Regions from separate parts of the Homo sapiens genome. Here region 1 is linked to region 2. Evidence: chromatin contacts called from ENCODE Hi-C data. All regions are on one chromosome and are shown on one strand. Each heading gives the region's core, a stretch centred on a gene start or an enhancer-like site at or near the end of the contact. The rest is flanking DNA. Distances are from core to core; before and after follow the strand shown. Region 1 has its middle 220 kb from the start of LINC00583. Region 2 has its middle 220 kb from the start of LINC01235.

Evidence for each region. A loop is a pair of places that touch in the nucleus more often than their neighbours do. Pooled maps may share reads with other maps.
Region 1: a loop to region 2 is called in a pooled map, with 2.0 times the contacts of the local background. The contact joins two enhancer-like sites. A Hi-C loop is called at or near these places in 1 of 37 single-sample maps with no recorded cell type and 1 of 50 pooled maps.

Annotation. Positions count from the first base shown.
Region 1 is chr9:13,704,509-13,708,838 of GRCh38, reverse strand. No RefSeq gene overlaps it. Among named protein-coding and RNA genes, the nearest start is that of LINC00583, 220 kb to the left of the region's middle. Within about 2 kb of position 2,703, at least 8 of the 41 ENCODE cell types and tissues checked have a DNase peak (open chromatin) inside an H3K27ac peak, as active enhancers do.
Region 2 is chr9:13,649,670-13,653,956 of GRCh38, reverse strand. No RefSeq gene overlaps it. Among named protein-coding and RNA genes, the nearest start is that of LINC01235, 220 kb to the right of the region's middle. Within about 2 kb of position 1,561, at least 2 of the 41 ENCODE cell types and tissues checked have a DNase peak (open chromatin) inside an H3K27ac peak, as active enhancers do.

The DNA of each region.
Region 1 (4,330 bases), core at 1,454-3,953, 54 kb before region 2:
AAGTACTTAGCAGAATACCTAGCACAAACACAGTGCTTAATACATTGCAGTCATTTTTCTTACTATCTTAGGACAACCCCAGGCAGGCATATCAGATACCAATATTAGAATGTGAAAAAAAATTCAAGACTCCACCTACTAGAGAGAATGGGACTTCTAAAAGAATGCTCAGATTTGGTTTGAAATGGTTCAGGGAAGAACTGAGCTTAAACATTGAAGGTTTTCAGCATATGCCTCCGGGTAGGTCTAGATCAGAAAATGTCTAACTATATAGACACAAAATTTCCTCCATAGTCTTTCCTTGTCCCCTAAATATTTGCAGATATGTGTGTATTAAGTTTTCCAAAGAGATTATTCCTTTTTGAATGTTGGCTGCTTTGATCATTTTCCCCTAACATTTAAATAATGCAGTGACACAAAATTTCTTTCCAGAATCATATTGATGTTCAATTTTCTTCTACTTCAACCCATAAAAAGCATTCCAAATTCTTTTATGATTTATTTCCTTTTTTGAAAAGCTTCAACAGCATTTGCTATTTCCAAAGAATGCATTATCTCCAACCCGTTCCTTCATATTCTGGAACTAACATTTATACACTCATCTGCCCTCCTTCGACCCCATTTCCTTACTCTGTAAATTCTCATCCTTATATTTACTTAAAAAGTGAATGTTCTTCCCAGTGCTCTAACTTGCAGGTCAGCAACTGGGGTAAGTAAACTTAGGACCAGACCTCCCATCACAATCATATTCAAGACCCATGATCATCTTCAGGATCATCTTTTGTCTTACTGCATCCCATTCTGCTTAATTTTTTTAATGTAAGACATACCTGCATTGTTACAAAACAGTGGGGAAGCCAGGTAAAGTAACCTCATAAGAGTTATTCTCTTCTCCTGTGCTTGCTGTCTGGGTAAGAGCAGGGCATTTTTGCCCTGGATGTGAGTCAGCAGTATTACCATATAAGCAGAGTCGTGCAAAGGGTGCTTTCAGTTCCCTTTCCATGTGGGCTCAGGAACTTATGTTTCTTGGCATATAATGGAGGAATAGTCTGATTCATTATTTCCCCAAAGATAAAGCCATTGTTGAGAACCTTGGGATGGGCCAACTTGCCTTCTGCTGTATACAGGGAAGTTTACCCCCCAGGTTATTTACAATGAGTTATAAAATCAAATATTCAGAATCTTCTTCCTAGTAAATCATCACACATATATTTGCACGCTATTCTACATACACTTGTATAATAAACTAGGTAGTTTTACAAAATCATCCAAGATTCCTAACTTAAGGGAGGTAAAACAATTAATGAGACAATTGTGTTCAATTTTACTACGTGGTTGGAGCCAAAGAAATACATGGCACAACCAAGAGACCTGTCCAACAGTGGGCCAGTTCTTCTAGGCTGGTTTTGCTTACTCCTTCTATGGGCATTTGTTATAGACTTGGAGTAAAAAGTTCTTAAGATGAATAACAGTAGCAGTAGTTACGTCTGTTTCAATATCTACATGTATGTGTTATTTACGCAGGCACTCTTTCTCAGCTCTAATTTCATTACCTGTAACTTAATTGCATTTATTTCTAATATTTTTTTCTATAATACAGAATTCAAATCCTAGCTTTACTACTTCTTAGATATGTGACATTGGCAAATAATTTAGATTTCCAAGCCTCAGTTTCCTTATCTATAAGTTGGAGATAATGCCTCATGGAGTTCTTATGAGGATTAAAATACGAAAGAAAGTGTCTGACAGGGAGTAGGTGCTCAAAAATTGCTGATTTTCTTCTTTTTCTACCTCTTACTGCACCCCATTCTGCTTAATTTTTTTTTATGTAAGACATACCTCCGTGGTTTCAAAACATCTGGCTGAAGGGTGAAAATGAACACAATCACCCAGGTGTTTGGCCTGCATGATGACAGATATCAAACACTTAGAACCATCTGGGTGATTGGCATATTTTCTTTTTCACTTTTATCCAGATGTATGTGGATATAGCCTTGGCCAAAAGGAAAAAAATCACCAGAGTTTTTCTTAAATCCTAAATTAATACTTTTTCTAAAAAATACTATTATTTGAATATCATTCATTTATTTCTTTTGAAAGTTTTCTTGTTCAAGATGCTTTTGAAATAAGATTGTTGCTTAATTTCATTTCCTGTAACCTAGGAATTTTTAAAAAAGAAGGAAATGACTCCATAGATTTCAAACCCCTGTGTTTCTATTCAAGATAATTAAGGACAAGAAACACTAAGTGGTGATTTCAAGACACAGAGTTAGATAGAAGCAGAGCTGGGACAAAAATTGTTGCTTGACATTAAGCTGAAGACACCTGTTCACTACTGCCTATCTTTTTTGCATCTATGTCACATGCATTTTTACAAATATGCACAAAGAACCACATACAACTAACTTTTATACACATAGGACACAAAGATAATTCTAATTTTCTTCCTGACAGTCATATTACTGTAACACAACTTTTTTTCCAAATATTTTTTGAAACTTGCTAGTAAGCCCAAGAGAATAAACCAGGCTTCACTGTACTCAGTCACACGTGCATCCAGTAACTGCACTCTGACATCTGCCATGCAGGGCATTGCTTAAATAGATGTCGTACTGAGATCTGGTATCCCGTGAGCAGCTGATGCAATTCTCCTCAGTCACAGGGATGAAGCTTGGATAACATTGCTGGCTCTGAGAAATCCCCAAGTCACAAAGAAATGATTCCATTGACCTAGCGGCTTTGCACTCCCAATACAACATGTTCTTCAGCAGCTTCCCAAGGGAGAAAATAACGTGAGAGTTTTTAAGAGTGCTGAAAGCTTCCCCTCTAATCAGCCTGTGTGGATTCTGCTAGCATTCCAAGGCGTCTCAGACAATCCCTGGAAAACTTTGGGGACTCAGTGAGGTTTTCTAAACATTTTTTCTGCCTGAAGATACTAAAGATAAGCAGCTTCACATAATTACATTGTTATTTCAACACGAACACAACTTATCGACTGCCATTTCAGTCTCAAAACAACTGTACATCTCAAAGAAGCCCTCCCTTATAAATTCTCAACCCAACAGGGTATTGCTTTTGTCCAATTATTTTTTAGGGTTGGGGGAAATCAGAAGACTAGCATATCTTAAAGCATTTACTTTAAAAACCTCTGTTCTGCTTAATTCATGTCTAAAAGCTGAAGTGGATGGCTGGCCTCGGGTGAAGGAAGAACATTCCTGATGAATGGACTTGTCAGTCATGTGACCAGCTGCAAAACAGTCTGGAATACAGAGATTATCAGCAGTCAAAGGTTATAGTGGATGACTGTGCTGCAGCAATTGCTAGGATCCTAAGTCACTAAGACAGGAACCTGACTACCAGCGTTGGCTAAGCTGGAAATAGCCCACATTTGCAGTCTAACCAGTGGTATTATGAAGTCAGTTTGTAGCCAAATGTTAAATTTCAGGAATGTTGCAAACCCACCGATGTTACCTTGGTAGCTTAAAATTTACACCATAGTTATTGGCACATGCTACAAAGAAGGGCTTTTGATTCCTGGAAAGCTGGTTGTTAAACCTTTATTAGCACATCACTGAGCCAAACAAACCTGACTTAAAATCCCATCTTTGCCACCTGTGACAGATCAACTTGCAAAGGCAGCAGTCCTCTGAGACTTAGTGCTGTGGTCTCTAAATTAGGAAGGATAATAATACCTATTTCAAAATATTATTGTGTGATTAAATCAAGCATTGTGCTTAACCAAGTTTAGTGCTCATCAGATGTATTATTCATTTAATAAATATTAATAGAATACATATTTTATGCTGGAAACTGTGATTGGTGCTAGAGACACAAGGGTGAATAGACTGGCAAAGACCTCAAAGTAGACAGGTAGCACAGATAGATCAAATACTAATTACAATGTAGTATGAAAGTGCTGCAGTATGAGGTGGAAATGGTCACAATTGGAAGAGAGAGGGAGGAGCCATCATTGTTAATATTCCTTTTAAAGAGTTACAGTAGTCTGTGATGAGTGAGGAATATTTGACCAGCCATTTCTAGACATGATGAATCATGGATCTTTTTAGATTCAGAAATGTAGAGATCAGGGCTTCTGGAAATATGTGGAAAGTAAGGCAACATTTTAGCATTAGAGAAATATCTACTTGTAGATTGTGATTATAGGAGCATAGCTCTCTATCCCAAAATTTAGTCTTCATTGCCTGCTATTCAACCATTACAGTAAATTCCTTGGGTCTAAAAGTTGTTGTCCATTGAAATTGCCCTCTAAAAGGCAATATAGTTTCCGAAAGGCATACGCCCTACTGCATTATTTTGGAAAAACCTGTAA
Region 2 (4,287 bases), core at 312-2,811:
AGAAAAAGTCAATGATATATTTGTGACCAGAAGAGTTGATTGTGATAGCTGTTAGAAAATAGAGTTTCACAGCAGTTTGTTCTCTCAGTTTGAGCACAAAGTAAGACTGTTCTCCATCTCGATATCAGGCCTGGCTCTGTGATGCTTAAGCAAATGCAATGTGCATATAAGTGATGCAAGTTATTTCTGAGTGGAAACTCTAAGAGTCAATGCTTAGTTTTCCATGCTCTCTTCCTCTGATTTGACAGTCACAGAAGGAAAAGACAAAGCTCCATCAGCCTGAGTCCTTCGGAGACAAAGATAAGTAGAGCCGTAAAGCTTACTTATGACAGACATAGAATTTAAGCAAGAACTACACTTATTTGTTGTAAGCCACTAATATTTAAGAATTGTTTGTTGCCTCATATAATACAGCTTATTATATCTTTATTCTTGTACTTAACAATGTTCAGAAATATTCTCATCGTCTGTGTCTTCAGAGGTCTCTTTTCCACGTCTGGTTCAAATTTTTCATGCCCTATATATTGTTTTTCCTTAGTCTTTAACTGAAAATAAAAAGTCTATATAAATCTGTTTTTTGCCCATAGATATTGTGTATTGATTACCCCCAGTGCCCTCCACGTAACACATCTACATAAATAGGATCACGTTCTCATCCTGAGATCAGGAAATGTGTTCACTGTCTGTATTGAGATGGCATGTATTCGATGAGTATGTCTTTCAGTACTGAAGTGGAAATTTAATGCCACTGCCCAATTCTCTCACTGTAACAGCAAAATAACTATGCTTTTTAAAAATCTCAACTCCCTCTGTAGTTCTTCTACTGACCAAAACACACACAAAAAAACCCCAAAACACTAAAGTACTGCTTCTACAAATTTTGCTGCTTTAGGGCCCACTTACAAAATTTATAGCTAAGTGTCATCATGTATAAAATAAAGTAACATTGACCTTGCAGGTGGGAAGATAATGTGCGTGACATGATGCCAATGTCACTGGTTCAGTTCATTATTATTATTTGTTCAAGGTGTGTTATATTCACAATTTCTATAATCCTGTTTATTTTTCTTGTTTACTGAGGCAAAGTTGTTTTACTACACTTTCTTGGAGTTTTTCCTCTTTGTTGCAAGGGTATCACGATGATTCTGGTAGTAAAATTATTAAAGCGTAAAATTCTATAGTTCAGTCGTCTTCAATCAATCTTCTTGTTGCCTTAATAACTATCTGAATAAAATAGCTCTCGAGATACTATTTTAGAAAAATGTCTTCACTATCTGGACTCACTAAACTTTTACATCGAGATTCTGGGATCTAGAATGAATATAGCAGGTAGCTGCCTCCATTGAGAATTGAGCCTTAACACGGTTTATTTCTGTCTGGGTTCATTACATACTACACAAGGACATCCAAGGAAATGTCAAATGAGATCTTTTAGTTTTCATTGGGATAAAATTAGACTGGGTATCATGAGCCAGAAGAGTGCGATTGAGGGCCTTGGGCACAGGCTTCATAATGTGGCTATGCCCACAGACTTATCCACAGAGCGTTTACTCCTGGGATTCTCAAACCTGCTGCCAAGTTTACCACTCAATTCCTGTCTCTCTATGTGACTTTCTGCTTATCCTGGCTTTACTTCTAGTTGCTTTTTTTTTTTTTTTTTTTTTTTTTTTTTTTACACTCAGCTGGTTATCATGGTGCTCCTGCACTCCAACTTCCCCAATAATCTGATTCCCTGGCTTCTACTCATAGCTCCTCTATGAGAATACAGCCTTAATTTGACACTAATCATGAACTCATTCACTGGTTTCCTCCCTGAAAGAAAGGCCCTTTTCCCAGGCAGCCATAACCAGAGTCTTAACCGAGCTAACTTTTCTCTGTTGGATATTAACTGCTAGAGCCTCTCTTTTTACTGTCTCTCTGCTTCAACCGTAATTATGCTCACTTCCATTCCTATTCAAATTAACTCTTTGGATCCTGTTAACTCCTTAAGAGATTGTTTACCATTTGACCTTTTATTATTTCTTTTAAAATTCAGTCTGAGTTAGGATAACATTGATTTTTTTTCTCAAGACTTTAGCAAGAAAAATCTTACCAGTTAGTTCTTCTTGGATCGTTTGTTCCTCGTAGAGACTCTTCCCCACATCACACACTTAACCAGGGGAGCCCTGACACTGTCATCGTGAAGTGTGACCCCTGATAGCTCAGCTCGGGGTTTCTCAACCTTACCGCTATTGTCAGCACTTGGGGCTGCATAATTCTTTGCTGTGGGAGGCTGTCTCATACACGGCAAAATATTTAACAGCGTCCCTGGCTGGACTGACCAACTGGATATCAGTGGCGACTCCTGTCCTCAAGTCTTGACAATTAAAACAAAAAGATTCCCAGGAAAGATGGCTAAATGGGAACAGCTCCAGTCTGCAGCTCCCAGTGAGATCAACGCAGAAGGCAGGTGATGTCTGCATTTCCAACTGAGGTAGCCAGTTCATCTCACTGGGACTAGTTAGACAGTGGGTGCAGCCCACGGAGGGGGAGCTGAAGCAGGGTGGGGTGTCGCCTCACCAGGGAAGCAGAAGGGGTCGGGAAACTCCCTCCCCTAGCCAAGGGAAGCCGTGAGGGACCGTGCCATGAGGTATGGAGCTATCCGGGCCAGATACTATGCTTTTCCAATGGCCTTCATTAAAAAGTTAGGAAACGATAGATGCCGGAGAGGATGTGCAGAAATAGGAACACTTTTACACTGTTGGTGGGCGTGTAAATTAGTTCAACCACTGTAGAAGACAGTGGGGGTTCCTCAAGGATCTAGAACTAGAAATACCATTTGACCCAACAATCCCATTACTCGGTATATACCCAAAGGATTATAAATCATTCTACTATAAAGACACATGCACACCTATGTTTACTGCAGCACTATTCACAATAGCAAGACTTGGAACCAACCCAAATGCCCATTAATGTTAGACTGAATAAAGAAAAATGTGGCACATATACACCATGGAATACTATGTAGCCATAAAAAAGGATGAGTTCATGTCCTTTGCAGGGACATGGATGAAGCTGAAAACCATCATTCTCAGCAAACTAACACAGGAACAGAAAACCAAACACCACATGTTCTCACTCATAAGTGGCAGTTGAACATTGAGAACATATGGACACACGGAGAGGAACATCACATGCTGGAGCCTGTCAAGGGGGTGGGAGGCAAGGGGAGGGATAGCATTAGGAGAAATACCTAATGTGGATGACAGGTTGAAGGGTACAGCAAACCACCATGGCACATGTATACCTATGTAACAAACCTGCACATTCTGTACATGTGTCCCAGAACTTAAAGTATAGACATAAAAAAAAAACCCCAACTCTCCAGACGTTGCCAAATGATGTCCCCAAGTGGCAAAATTACTTCCAGTTGAAAACCATTGTAGCTGATGAACTCCATTCCATACACCTAGAGAATATGTTTTAGGTGAAACTTTTAAAATCCTGAAAGATTTTAGGAAATCCTTTATCAGCTCTCCTCATTCTCTGAGGACCATAAGAAGCTTCCAGTCACCAAATTGGATACAGGATTTCTCTGCATGTGCTTAGAAATGGACAGGCTGAGATTTAAATGCTATTACATGTATCTGCAAGGAGCAACTTTCCCTAATCTTCAGCAGTTGTAGGTTTCACCATGTATTCCCTCCTACTTCACCAATTCTGCTACATTTTCTAATTCGAGAGTTGTATTTGACTGTTGGAAAATGGTTGTAATCATGAAATAAACTCTACCATATGTTTTCTTTATTATGAAATATAGATCCTTGTCTGTTTTTAAAGCATCTTCTCAGATGAATTGATTGCAAACACATGTCAAATTTTGATTTCAAACTAACCTGCCTTCAATAGAGATGGGTTAGACTTCTCTTTGGGTGGATATTATAGAAAACTGCAGGTGAACAGACAATATTATTAGCTAAAGGTAAGAAGGAAATGTCTAGTTAAAAATCATTTGGCTCATTAAATATGGATAATTAGCAGGATAGGTAAAATCTAGCTTCCTAACAACCCCCACCCTTTTGGAAAAAAAAAAAAAAAAACTCAAACTCATCAAAATCTATCAGAAATGCTAGATACTTTTCAGAAGAGTCTGGTAATAACATCATAAACCAAAAATATGCTTTTGATATCATTTTCTAAGGTTTGAAAAATATTTTTTTTCACACTGAACATGAACAACTTTTAAGACATGAGCGAATACAGGAGATAAGAGAGAAATAGGAGTGGAATATTCATAAGCAGGGC